Regions from separate parts of the Homo sapiens genome. Here region 2 is linked to region 1. The links are chromatin contacts, found by Hi-C in ENCODE. All regions are on one chromosome and are shown on one strand. The core of a region is the stretch at or near the end of the contact, and the rest is flanking DNA. Distances in the headings are between cores, read along the strand shown. Region 1 overlaps LRMDA (leucine rich melanocyte differentiation associated). Region 2 has its middle 110 kb from the start of KCNMA1-AS1.

What was found. A loop is a pair of places that touch in the nucleus more often than their neighbours do. Pooled maps may share reads with other maps.
Region 2: a loop to region 1 is called in a map of heart right ventricle, with 6 times the contacts of the local background. The contact joins two enhancer-like sites. A Hi-C loop is called at or near these places in 8 of 168 maps with a recorded cell type or tissue (Right ventricle myocardium inferior, cardiac septum, heart left ventricle and 2 more) and 10 of 50 pooled maps.

Annotation. Positions count from the first base shown.
Region 1 is chr10:76,434,676-76,440,534 of GRCh38, forward strand. The region is part of intron 6 of LRMDA (leucine rich melanocyte differentiation associated); the gene reads left to right. Among named protein-coding and RNA genes, the nearest start is that of KCNMA1-AS1, 450 kb to the right of the region's middle. Within about 2 kb of position 2,237, at least 4 of the 41 ENCODE cell types and tissues checked have a DNase peak (open chromatin) inside an H3K27ac peak, as active enhancers do; they include heart left ventricle and heart right ventricle, where a contact is called at or near this core.
Region 2 is chr10:76,771,488-76,777,346 of GRCh38, forward strand. No RefSeq gene overlaps it. Among named protein-coding and RNA genes, the nearest start is that of KCNMA1-AS1, 110 kb to the right of the region's middle. Within about 2 kb of position 3,569, at least 3 of the 41 ENCODE cell types and tissues checked have a DNase peak (open chromatin) inside an H3K27ac peak, as active enhancers do; they include heart left ventricle and heart right ventricle, where a contact is called at or near this core.

The DNA.
Region 1 (5,859 bases), core at 987-3,486:
TGGCAAGATGCTCAGGATACAACAATAAATGAGCTTTCCATCTTCAAAGAGCTCACCATCTAGAAAAATAAAACCAGTGCTGGATGGTAAGTGATCTGTGATAAATGGTATGGATATATGTATGTGTGTGTGAATGTGTATACCTACCTGTACACGCACACACTGCCACCCAACCATTAAGTGTCTGCTTGGCTTTTGAGTTGTATTCATTTGTAGATTAATCAAACAACTCTTCATTAATGCCAGTAGCCAGGCACTGTGTTAGGAGTTGGGTTTACAGAGGTAATTAAGATACAGACCCTTCTTATTCTTAAGTTTCTCATGAAACACAGCCTGGATTATCCTTCCCTCCCACCCTGCCACGTTTCTGCCCCATAAACTAGACCATTCTCTGGTAATCTACTTAGTTTTTTAGATAAACTAAGAATAATCTATATGACATAGTCCTTCCCAGTACTTAAGGAAGGGAAAGTATCATTGAATATATCACTTGCAAAGGAGCTTAGAGATTATCGGCCCAAGCACATCTCTTTGTGAATGAGAACACTGAGGCTCTGGAGGAGATGAAGTGACTTCTCCAGGCCACACAGGAAGGCATTGGCAGAACTATAACTTGGCCTTGCCAAGATGTGGCCTTTCAGTCCTTCCCAATGTTCTCACCCCAAGTTTCTCTTTCATGAGGCCCCAGAAGCTGCTTAGATTCAGACAGGCCACTAGAGGCTGATGCAGTCATCTGAGGCCATGGCATGTTACCTCTCAGAGCAGAAGGGAGAGGCTTCCCTCTGTGGAGGGGACTGAGAAGGCTACCCATGACTCTGAATCAAGAGTGGTTTTATAAGTCAAGCACTTTGTCTTCCTGCTCTTCAGAGAAGCTAAAACAAGAAATAACCAAAAGGAGACAATGTCTGGGTCAGCAACTGATTACATTTTTGATGTCACACTGCCTTCTGGGTTGGGAGAAGTTGAAAGACTTCATAGAATCACCCCCGCTCATCTTATTCTTGGTGAATACTCTTCACACAAATGTCCCAAGTGCCATGCTCATAGAGGGGTTGGTGCTTGGGTCATCAGTACCTTAGGCCATAGCAGTTCTCAGAAGACATTATCCAGAAGCAAAAAGCCATTATCTAGAAGCAAAGTTCAGGAATGAAGATTCGGTCTCTCATAGGTCCTGCTAACACTTATCTTTCTGGCAAAGGATAATGATAAAAAGACCGAACAGATGACAAAAAGAAAGCCTACATTCCAGATGGATTGTGAGGGTTAGGGAGAAACTGGGCTGAAGCAAAATGCTTTAATTTTTGGGATATTGGTTATTTCCCCAGTTTTTACTTTAAATCTGTTGCTCCAGAAATAAAAGGACACGCTAGGCTTTAGTTATATGAAAACATGATATTGGTTCTGTATGCTGAGAGGAGCCAGAGGTGGGTTGAGAGCCCAGCTCTGTGGTGATGGGCCTTGGAACCATGTCTCTGATGTTCTCATGTGAGAAGCAGATGAGTAGAGGTTGGTGGCAGAGTTAGTGAAATAGAGGCTGGCTCCCGCTTCCCACAGTGCTCAGGGACAAATGTGGAGTATATTAATAAATGCAGAGTCATTAATGCTTTCTGTGAGTGAAAAATAAGTGTGTGAAGAAAAGACTCCATTGTCATTGGACTGTAAATGGTGAAAGGGTGGAAAATGAAACCAGGCTTGTGTTGCCCTCCTAGGATGGCTGTGATGACCCAGGCCACTTGGGGTTCCACATGAGCCCTGTGGAATGTGGGCTGGGCCACCTGCAGGTCAGGCTGTTCATGCTGTTGCCCTCACCTTCTCTACGGGTTTCAAAGTGAACCCTTGTGCAGGGAGGTGTGGCACTCCCTGTGCCTTTGCTTCTCAAGCTGCTGAGTGACAGTGACAAGATGCTGGCTTTGGAGCAGGCACTACAGGTTCCTATGCGGAGAGCATCGGTGCTCAGGGAAGGGAAATCCACCCCTGTGCTCTTCACACCCAGACAGATGCTCACAGGTTCCAGGGATATACAGGGACATTTCTAAATCTGTCTTGGACGTCCATTCACTTTATCTTTAGCCATGGAATGCTGACAAGTATTCAGTACGGTTGAGTGACCTTCTATAGGTCAGAGCAGGCTGTGTTCTGATTGAGTTTAGAAAACTCATAACTCTGGCCAAGCCTTCAATTGGTCAGGTGGATGGGGCTTTGTTAGGGGAGACTGCAGCCAGAGCCAGTGTCGCCCACCTTCCTTCTCCCTCCACCTACCTGAGCTGCCAGTCCCTTCCCACTCCTCAAACAGGACTTCTCTGGTTTGTGAACACATTTTCTCCTCTTGGTGTGCAGAGCTTTTGGTTCCAGCCCTGTCAGATAGTGATGGCACAGACCCAGTGGTCTTTTAATCATAGCAATGGGCTCATTGCTTTGAACTTGCATAGTCTAAAAAAATAAATAAATAAAACAGGACCAGCAAGAACAGCTGGAAGAAATAGAAGGAACTTGAGTTTAAAAAGTTGGACACAGCGATGGATCCAGGCTCAGCTGGTCTCATTCCTCTGCCTGAACAGCTTAGCAGACCAGATAACAAAGAATCCTTTTGCAGCTGTTTTTCTTCAAGTTAGAGAATTTTAGAGCCACAAAGGAAACTGGAGATTATCTTTATAGATGAAGAATCTGATGTCCAAAGAAATTTTCCAAGGTTAAAGAGATATCTGTTGCCAGAGCCAAGATAAGAGCACAGCTTCTTCCAACACCTTAATTTTATTGTTTTGTTTTGATTGTTTTCCTTTCAGTTAGCCCCCTAGGAAATGTTTATTGAGGACCTACTGTGCTCAAAGTTCTGGGCAGGCTTCTCTGGGTAAATCCTGAATTCAGGTGTGTACATCTGGTGAGGAAAACAGTAAACAAGAGTAAAATAAGACAGTCAGGCAAGAGAAGACAATGCCCAGAATCCAGTGACATTCACACCAAGGCTTAAAGTGCAACAGAAAATGTGACAGCAGAGGAACCAGGAAAACCTTTCCGGAAGGAGCCCTGGGAAGAGCAGAATGGGTGCATTCACCACCTCTCCTCACCTACTTTGGGATGCTCATTTGATTGAATTTGTAACAAACAAGGCCTTTGGGTCAGTCCTGCTTCTTCCACCAACCTAAGGGATGATGGTCATTGCTAAAGCTTCCTCTGAGCCAGTCCTTCGCCAAGTGGCTTTACCTGTTTATTTTATTTGGTCCTCATAACAACCATAAGGTAGGTTGTATCACTGATTTTCAGATGAGGAAACTGAAGAGCAGGGAAGCTAGTGACTTATCGCAAGTCACTCACCTAGTCAGCGGCAACTCTCTGTTATTGATGGGGCTTCACTTACCCTTAGTGTGAAACAGAAGTGTCCTTGAGATCACATATGCCCAAAGACATTATCAAAACACAGACGTGTGGTGATGCAGGAAGCCTGAGAACCCTTGGCATCTGTGCTTTTCACATGTAGAAGGAAGAATCTCATTGCTTGGACATGAGGGGATATAAGCAGCGGGTCAGGGCCCAGCATCACACTGAATAGAGCTCCAGGAGGCTCACAGGACCCTCATCAGAGGCTCTCTGTGTGTTTTATGGTTGATTGAGCTTTATGACCCCAAAGAATCCGTTATTTGTTTTCTTTATAGCAGGCCTCAAACACTGGGCTTTGGTTATTCTTTAAACTTACAATACTCATTGCATGACAGAATTATTTTTCATTTCTCTCTTTCTTTCAGAGCCTTGGAATCCCATTAGGAAATTTCTAGTACAAGCATTTGTGGGAGATACTAGTACTCGGGTTGGGCATCTGGGAGAGATAGACAAGCTCTTATTACAGCATGGAGGATGGGGAGATTACCTGGCCAAGTATCATTTCAGGTTGTGGCAGAAAGAGATTAGCTCCAATTTATCACCGCTCACATTTTCCTCTTTTCCCCCGTTTTCTGAGTGTCATGGAAATGATATTTGTGAATCCCAGGGGCCTCTCACAGTGGTGTCAGTTTAGAGATCTTCCCAGATACATCTAAATGTGGACATAAAATGTAATGGGAAGAAATTGAAAAAATATCTGTTTCTCGATTCTTTATTACTGTGGAGTTAAGAAAGCTATTTCTCATGCCGTTTCATAAATTTGAATCCAAATGTATATGTTAATGTGTATTCAGATGGCTTTTGGATGATTCAAACATGCAGACTCTTTTTTTTAATAAAGTTTGTCAAATTTCTGGCAATTTAGAGATACATGTTTAGACAATGTATATGTGCATACCTGCCATATGTACATACACTGTGTTGTCAAAATTGAGCCTAAGTGAACTATGATGAAAATTTAAAATAAGTAAGCTTATGATGAATACTTAGTAGTTGAACTCAGTATTTGATTTGTAAAATATAAACATGAGTGAAATTAATTTTTGGCTGCTTAGTCCATTAATATTTTACCTAAATTAAATTTGAATCTAACAAAGACAAACATACACATTTCTCTCCAGGTCTATTATTATCTCTGTGACACAAAAGCACAGAGGGAGAGTTCAGACTCTAAAAGAAATGCAGTAGCAAGCCCCAAAGAGAATTTTTTTAAATTTCAGGGAAGGTTTTATGAGACAGGAAAGCTCAAAGACATATCTGTGACATTTAAATGTCTACCATCAGCTTGTTTCCTAATATTGCCATTAGTTTTGCTAATTAGGGCCAATTACTTAATGCTTGCCTGGGTTGTGGTTGGGTTGAGGGTGCATGGTGGTTCATGCACAATCTGTTCTTCTGATTCAAAAACACCATTCTCTCCTTGCACTGCTTGATCCTTAGCAGGGAAAGCGCCCAGTTAGAAGATGTGCCTAAACTAACACAAAGGAAAGGTGTTGTCTCTGAAGTTTAGAAAGAATTCAGTGAGCTCCTAACCTCACTCAAGTGAGTTTGAACCACAGGACCAAGCTGGCTGAGTGATCTCAGGATTAGACAAGAAGATCAGGAGTGCTCCTTGATCCTCACTGCTGGCTGCAGGCTCTCAAAGTGCCACTGCGCCTGCACCCAGTGCTTCTGAGAGGTGCCAGCAGGGATGGATGGTAACAGTGGTAGTCCCCTGTGCTAAATGCAGGCGTATGGGTGGGGAATATCTTTTGGGGTTTCCCTCTAAATAGTGTCATATCTGAAATCTCAGAAACAGAAGAACAGTCAGCATCATGTCTTCTGAACCAATGCTGATCAGGAAGGTTCTTTACGGCAGAGTTTTCGAACTGTAGGGTATAGAACGACCCCTTGGGGAAGTCTTTAAAAATCTTACCCATCACTCACCAGAAGTTCTGATTCCCAAGGTTGGGAGTAAAGTGTAGGAGCTCACCTCACTCTTGGTTGCATCTCATGAGCTACATTCCTCAAGCTTAAGTAACTGACACTGTACATAGATCGTTAAGTTAAAGATACAAGAGCGATTAAGAATCCAGCATAATCTGTAAGTCAGTGATACCAAGGGTATGGGAGGCAATGAGGGCAAAGAGAGTGGTGCAGTCTGGGAAGGCCTCTGGAAAGGTTTGGAACTTGAGCAAAGCTCATTGGCCATGTAAGATTTAGATAATATCAGGCAATAGTGAATGGGATGAGTCCTATCATTTGTGGACAAATTGACTAAACAATCACAATGCACATAATTTCAAATGGCCAAATAAATAATCTTCATAGTCATGGTTCAGGGTGGGTAAAATATTGAGGGTATTACTTCTCACCCCAAAATGGCCTCCATTTCCCTAATACCCCATCTAGACCTGAAATAAGGTCAGCCCTCTTTTAGTTTCGCTGAGTTCAGTAGAACTGTCTGTAACTAGCTTTGCAACTGATCTTGTACAAGGCAATTAA
Region 2 (5,859 bases), core at 2,319-4,818, 340 kb after region 1:
TTCCAGTCCTGCAAGCTCCATTCATGGTAAGTATCCTGTAAAGGTGTACCACTTCCTATCTTTTATGCTGTATTTTTACTCTTCCTTTTCTGCCTTTAGATACACAAATAACATTGTGTTATCATTGCCTACAGTATTCAGTACAGTGATATACTGTAGAGGTCTGTAGTGTAGGCGCAATAGGCCATACCATATAGCCTAGGTGTGTAGTAGGCAATACCATCCTGGTTTGTGTAAGTGCACTCTACGTTGTTTGCACCACCATGAGATGGCCTAATATCACATTTCTTAGAACATATGCCAGTCTAAAACTACATATATATATATATATATATATATATGTATGTATGTGTATGTATGTATGTATATATATATATATATATATATATATACACACACACACACACATAAGAAAACTTAGGAGCTATATGTAATACTTATAGAGGAAGGGTTAAAAGAAATAATTCTCCATGAATCACTTATTAGTAGTAATAGAATGATAGTGGTAGTAGTGATATTGATGGCAACACAAACTATACCAAGTGTTTTCCAGTTTATCAATTTATGTTCATTCAAATACTCCTCCTTTCCAACACTTTAAAACCACCAAGCAAAATAACATTTAATCTTAGGTCTAAGATGAACAAATTGAGAATTTGAAAAAATACATAACTTGACTCTTTTTTTCGTTAAATATGTTTCCTAACTTGTCATGTACTCAGTGTAGTGCTATATGTTTTGGGCACAAAGAAGACTAACACATGATAACTGGGTACAGGGCATTCAAACTGAGATAAAGCAGTATTTTTCAAGGGGCCACCTGCTATGCCCTAACAACAGAAGTTTCTGGGTCAAAAATGTGTGAATTTCTACCTACCACCTATTACCCTGATGGAGATCCACAATGCACAAAGGCATATTCAATGTGCTAAGAAGTCCTAGAGAGACCTCATTGACTCTGCATTTCAACAATGAGTTGACCACAGACTCTCTTTGTTGGAAAGACATTTATTTATATCATTTGGGAAATCTTCAGTAGAAGGAAATGGACATATAAACACATGCACCGACCTATGATAAAGGCTGAGGCAGCTTGGTGGCCTGAACAGCCTGGGAGCAGAGAGGATAGAAGGGTCTGATCTGCCTCTGCATTAACCAAGGAGTCAAGAAAGGCCCCCACCTTTGAACCAAGGTCATGGAGAAAAAGGGAGGACATCCTGGGATCATCCCAGAGTGTCTTGAACTAAACTGCAGTGCCCTTAGCAAAAAGAGACAGACTTTCCAAGTTTACCCTTTCCACTCAACAGAGATGCTCCAAGAAGGGTGATGTCCTCAGGTTCTTGTTCTCTTTGGGAAGCTCAGCATTGGTTTTTCAATATGCAAAACAAGGAAGTTGAATTTGGTCATTTCTCATAATATGCTGGTGTTCCATGATTTGTGCTTTAAGTATAGAGTATGCACAACTCAATTAAGGGTTGATGGCCCACAGGTCATCACAGCAGGCATTTCTGTTGTGGGGATAAGGATGACCCTAAATCCAGAGCCCATAAGTGGAGCACTTTATTAAGATGCTTATCTCACTAACGGTGAAATACATTGATTTGGACCATTGAGGAGCCAGGCCATATCATAACAGATACCTTGAGAAAGAAGCTTCCAGGTTAGACTTGACTGGAACATCAAGTTTGGAACTCAAAAAGCCATAGGATAAATGGGGTGAAATCTCCACTTTTGAGGAACTTTATCCTACCAACAGGTAATTCTAGGTTCTGTCCAACAGAAATACAAAAAGAGGTGCACGTATGAGTGAGTACCTGAAAATAAGGTAGGAAGTATGGCAGCCCTACATTTCTGTAAGTAGCCCTCCCATGCAACACCCCTCTTATTTCGTCTTCTCAATGATTATAAGCATGTATGATACACCATGTTACTCAAACTAGGGACTCTAACCCCATGGGTCTGAATATATATGTTCTCAGGAGTTCATACATTTGCGAGGGGAATATTTTTATTGAGATAAAATACACATAATATAAAATTTACTATTTTAACAATTTTTAAGTGCACAGGTCAGTGGCATTGAGTACATTCTCGTTGTTGTGTCACCATTACCACCACCATTTATCTTCAGAATTTTTCCATATTGCCCAACTGAAACTCCATACCCACTAAACAATAACTCCCCATTCCCCCTTCTCCCCAGCTCATGGAGCCCACCATTCTAACTTTATGTTTCTATGATTTTCACTACTTTAGTTAGCTCAAATGAGTGGAATCATACAGTATTTGTTTTGCAACTTGCTTATTTCACTTGGCATAATGTTCTCAAGGTTTATTCCTGTTGTAGATGAAGGAGCATTTTTGAACATTGTGGTTTGATTACGCACCCATATATTTGTATACAGATATCCCATGCTATCTGGATGACCACATGGTAAGGATATCCACTTGCTTTTAGGGTCCATTTTATGCTGTGTGTTTATGATAATTTCAGGATAATGAAAACATTATAGCATACCTGAGGACTGAAGGTTTTATAGTCACTTAAGCAGAAAATAATGCTGAGACAGTTGAGTTAGCCCCAGAATTTGGGAATGTTACTTAAGTGACAAAGGGACTTTACAGATAAGATTGAAGTCACAGACCTTGAGACAGAGATATTATCCTGGATTTATTCTAGTGGGCCTGATTTAATCATGTAATCTCCTTAAAAGTGGAGAATTGGGCAACAACAGTGAAACTTCATCTCAAAAAAAAAAAAATAGTGAAGAATCCTTCTTGGCTGAAGTCAGAAAGAGATACCTGACCAAATAAGGGTGAAAGACAGGCAAAGTAAGAGGGATTCAAGTCACCATTGCTGGCTTGGAAGGTGGAGGGGTGGGGCCATTAGCCAAGGAATGTGGGCAGCCTCTAGATGCTAAAAAGTCAAGGAAATTGATTTTCCCTAGAGCCTCCAGAAAAGATTGTAGACCTACTGACATCTTGATTTTACCTCAATGAGATCCATGTCAGATTTATGAATGACAGAACTGTAGAAGAATAAAGTTGGGTTGTTGTAACCTGCTAAATTTGTGGTGATTTGATACAGCAACCATATAAAACTAATACAATGTGTCAAAAACAAAAAACTGGCACCATGGCCCAAGATTCTGTATTCACATTTCAAAAAGATGTATTACCAAAACCCTATCTATATGGACCACTTGAAGAAGTACATTTTGGAGTTAATGTAGTCGTAAATATGTGATGAACTCTTCTGATCTGAATTCCACCAATAATGGATTTAGAGTAAACATTTATTCATCAAATATTTTAAAGTGCCTACTATGTGCCAGATATTGTGCCATGTATTGGGTACTCATAGGTACATGAATCTGCCTTGATGCCTGGGCTTAGTTTGCCGACATTTTCACAAAGGGAATGAAAAGTAAATAAGCAAATAAATAAGCCTATCAAAGCAGCATATTTTCCTGACCCTTCAAGGGCAGGAACTGGAGTTCATGGGTGCTGGCAGGGGCAAGCTTCACTTACTCACTGCTCCACCCCTTGTGGGAGGTGGAGCACAGATAAGCAAGTGCAGGAGCTGGTGTGAGTGCTTTTGGGCACTGGCAAGGGCATACTCTGTACCAGCCCCTCAGCAGCATCTAGGGGAGGGTGCTCGCAACACCCGAAGCCCAGAGGAAGTGTTACAGTGCCCTTTTAGCTTTGCTGTCTGCAGATGGCTTAAGTGTTAACAGCTCAGTGGAGGGTCAGTGTGACAGCTTTTTGCTCTGACACTCATGGCATCCAAGTTCTTGGCCAGTCTCCAAGAGGAATGAAGTAACATGAACAAATTGAAGGTGGTGAATGAAGGTGATTTTATAACTGATGAAAGCGGCTCTTGGTGGGAAGGGGAAATGAAAAGAGGGCAGAGCGGGAAGGTAATCTTCCCCTGGAGTTTGGCCATTCCTGGCCAGACTCCTCTCAGAAGTTATGCCATCAAGCTGTCCCTCTGAATTCAAGCCACTTCTCTCTGACATCAAACCATAGTTTCCAATGTCCAGCTGCTTCTACTCTCTCCACTGGCTGAGCCTGGGGCTTTTATGGGCACAGGATGGGGGGTGGGGCAGAGTGGGGTCATGGGTGGTTTTGGAAAAGGCAACATTTGAGTGTAAAAACAAGGATGCAAGTTCTCACTTTGGACGGTGGTATTAGGCCTTTTGGCTTGAGGGTGGGATCCTGGCCAGGGACCCTCCTTCATCTGCCCAGAATTTCCCTGTCTCCTGTCCCTATCACTATGGTTATAATTTGTGACACATGCTATAAAGGAAATGAATACCATGTGATAGAGAATAATGAACTGGGATCAGGAATAATGTCATTAGAAAGGCTTGTGAAGGCCTCTCTGAGGACATAGCTTTTACACAGACATCTGAAGGAAGAGAAAAACCCAGCCATGTGGAATGAACATTCCACAGAGAGAAGGATCATGGATCATGGGCAAAGGCTGCAAGGCCTGCAAATTCTTGACTACCTGGGAAGGAAATTAATGCAAGCCAGCATGGCTGGGGTAGTGTATGAGGGGGGATGGCTTCAGACAGGTTGGAGAGGTGGTACATTGCCTTCAATGCTAGGCCCTGGAGCTGATCAGAGTTTAGTTTGGTCAGCAGAGATAGGATAATATTTATATTTTTAAAGTTTCTGTAAACTTCTTTAAGGAGAAAAATTGGGAGCATGAGAGTGGAGGGGGAGAGTAGTTAGGAGGCTTGGCAGAAACCCAGAGAAATGGTTGCCACCTTTGGTGTCAAGGTAGGTAAGAAAAAGACAGAGTCAAAAAATACTTGTCAAGATTTGCTCAGTTCAAGGATTAGAATAAAGAGGTTGAAATCAGGAATGGCCTCCAAATTTCTGACTTGAGCAACTTTGTGATTTAGAGAACAATTTCATGCAGGGGCTAATAATGTAATGATGACATTTAATTAAAATTGGCATTCCAGGACTGCTCACTAATTGAGTGCTGATAAAGAATGAGGTCTGATTATTCTGAATTAGCAAACAAAGTCTTAAAAGTATTCATAGCATTCTGAAAAGCTTACTATGCATGCACAGAGACTTCCTCTGCATTATTATTACTAGAGTCAAAATACAGAAGCAAATTCACTGTAGAACTAGATCTGAGTCTAAATCTTTATGTAATTAACGACAACTTCTATGATTTTGTTTAAACAAAAGCATGATTCGTCACATTGAATTAACACTGTAAACTTCAATTTTACTTGCTTCCTAGTTTTGTCTTAATTTTCAAATTATTTTGCCTTATAGCTGAGTAGTTTTCCAATTGTTTTTACACCCAAAAGCTATATGCATAAAGATTTCATTCCTAGTTTTACCTCATACATTTATAGAAAATTGTATTTAACACATATATAACACCTATAACATACCAGGAACATTTTTTAGTGCCTTGCAAATATTAACACATTTAATTTTCATAACAATACTATGAATATAAGTATTGTTATTATCCCCATTTTACAGATGAGAAGACAGAGGCAAAGAGAGGTTTAATGATTTAACCAATGTCTTAGAACTAGTAAGTGGCAGATATGACATTCAAACCCAGGCAGTGTGGCTCCTGAGTCTATGCTCTTAAGTAATGTCAATAATTTAAGCCAACATGGGGAAGATCTGTGAATTTTTTTGTGGGGGGCTATTACTCAAGTTCGAGAAACCCTGTCATAGCCCATTTGATCCTTTAGCAGAGCCTAGGGAAGATTCAGTCTAAAATTCCTCTTTTTAGCCAGGAGAAAACATATACCTTAAGGAGAGGAAGTGAGTAGTTTTGGGAATTATCCATTTGTTGATTTGTAATGTTATTCC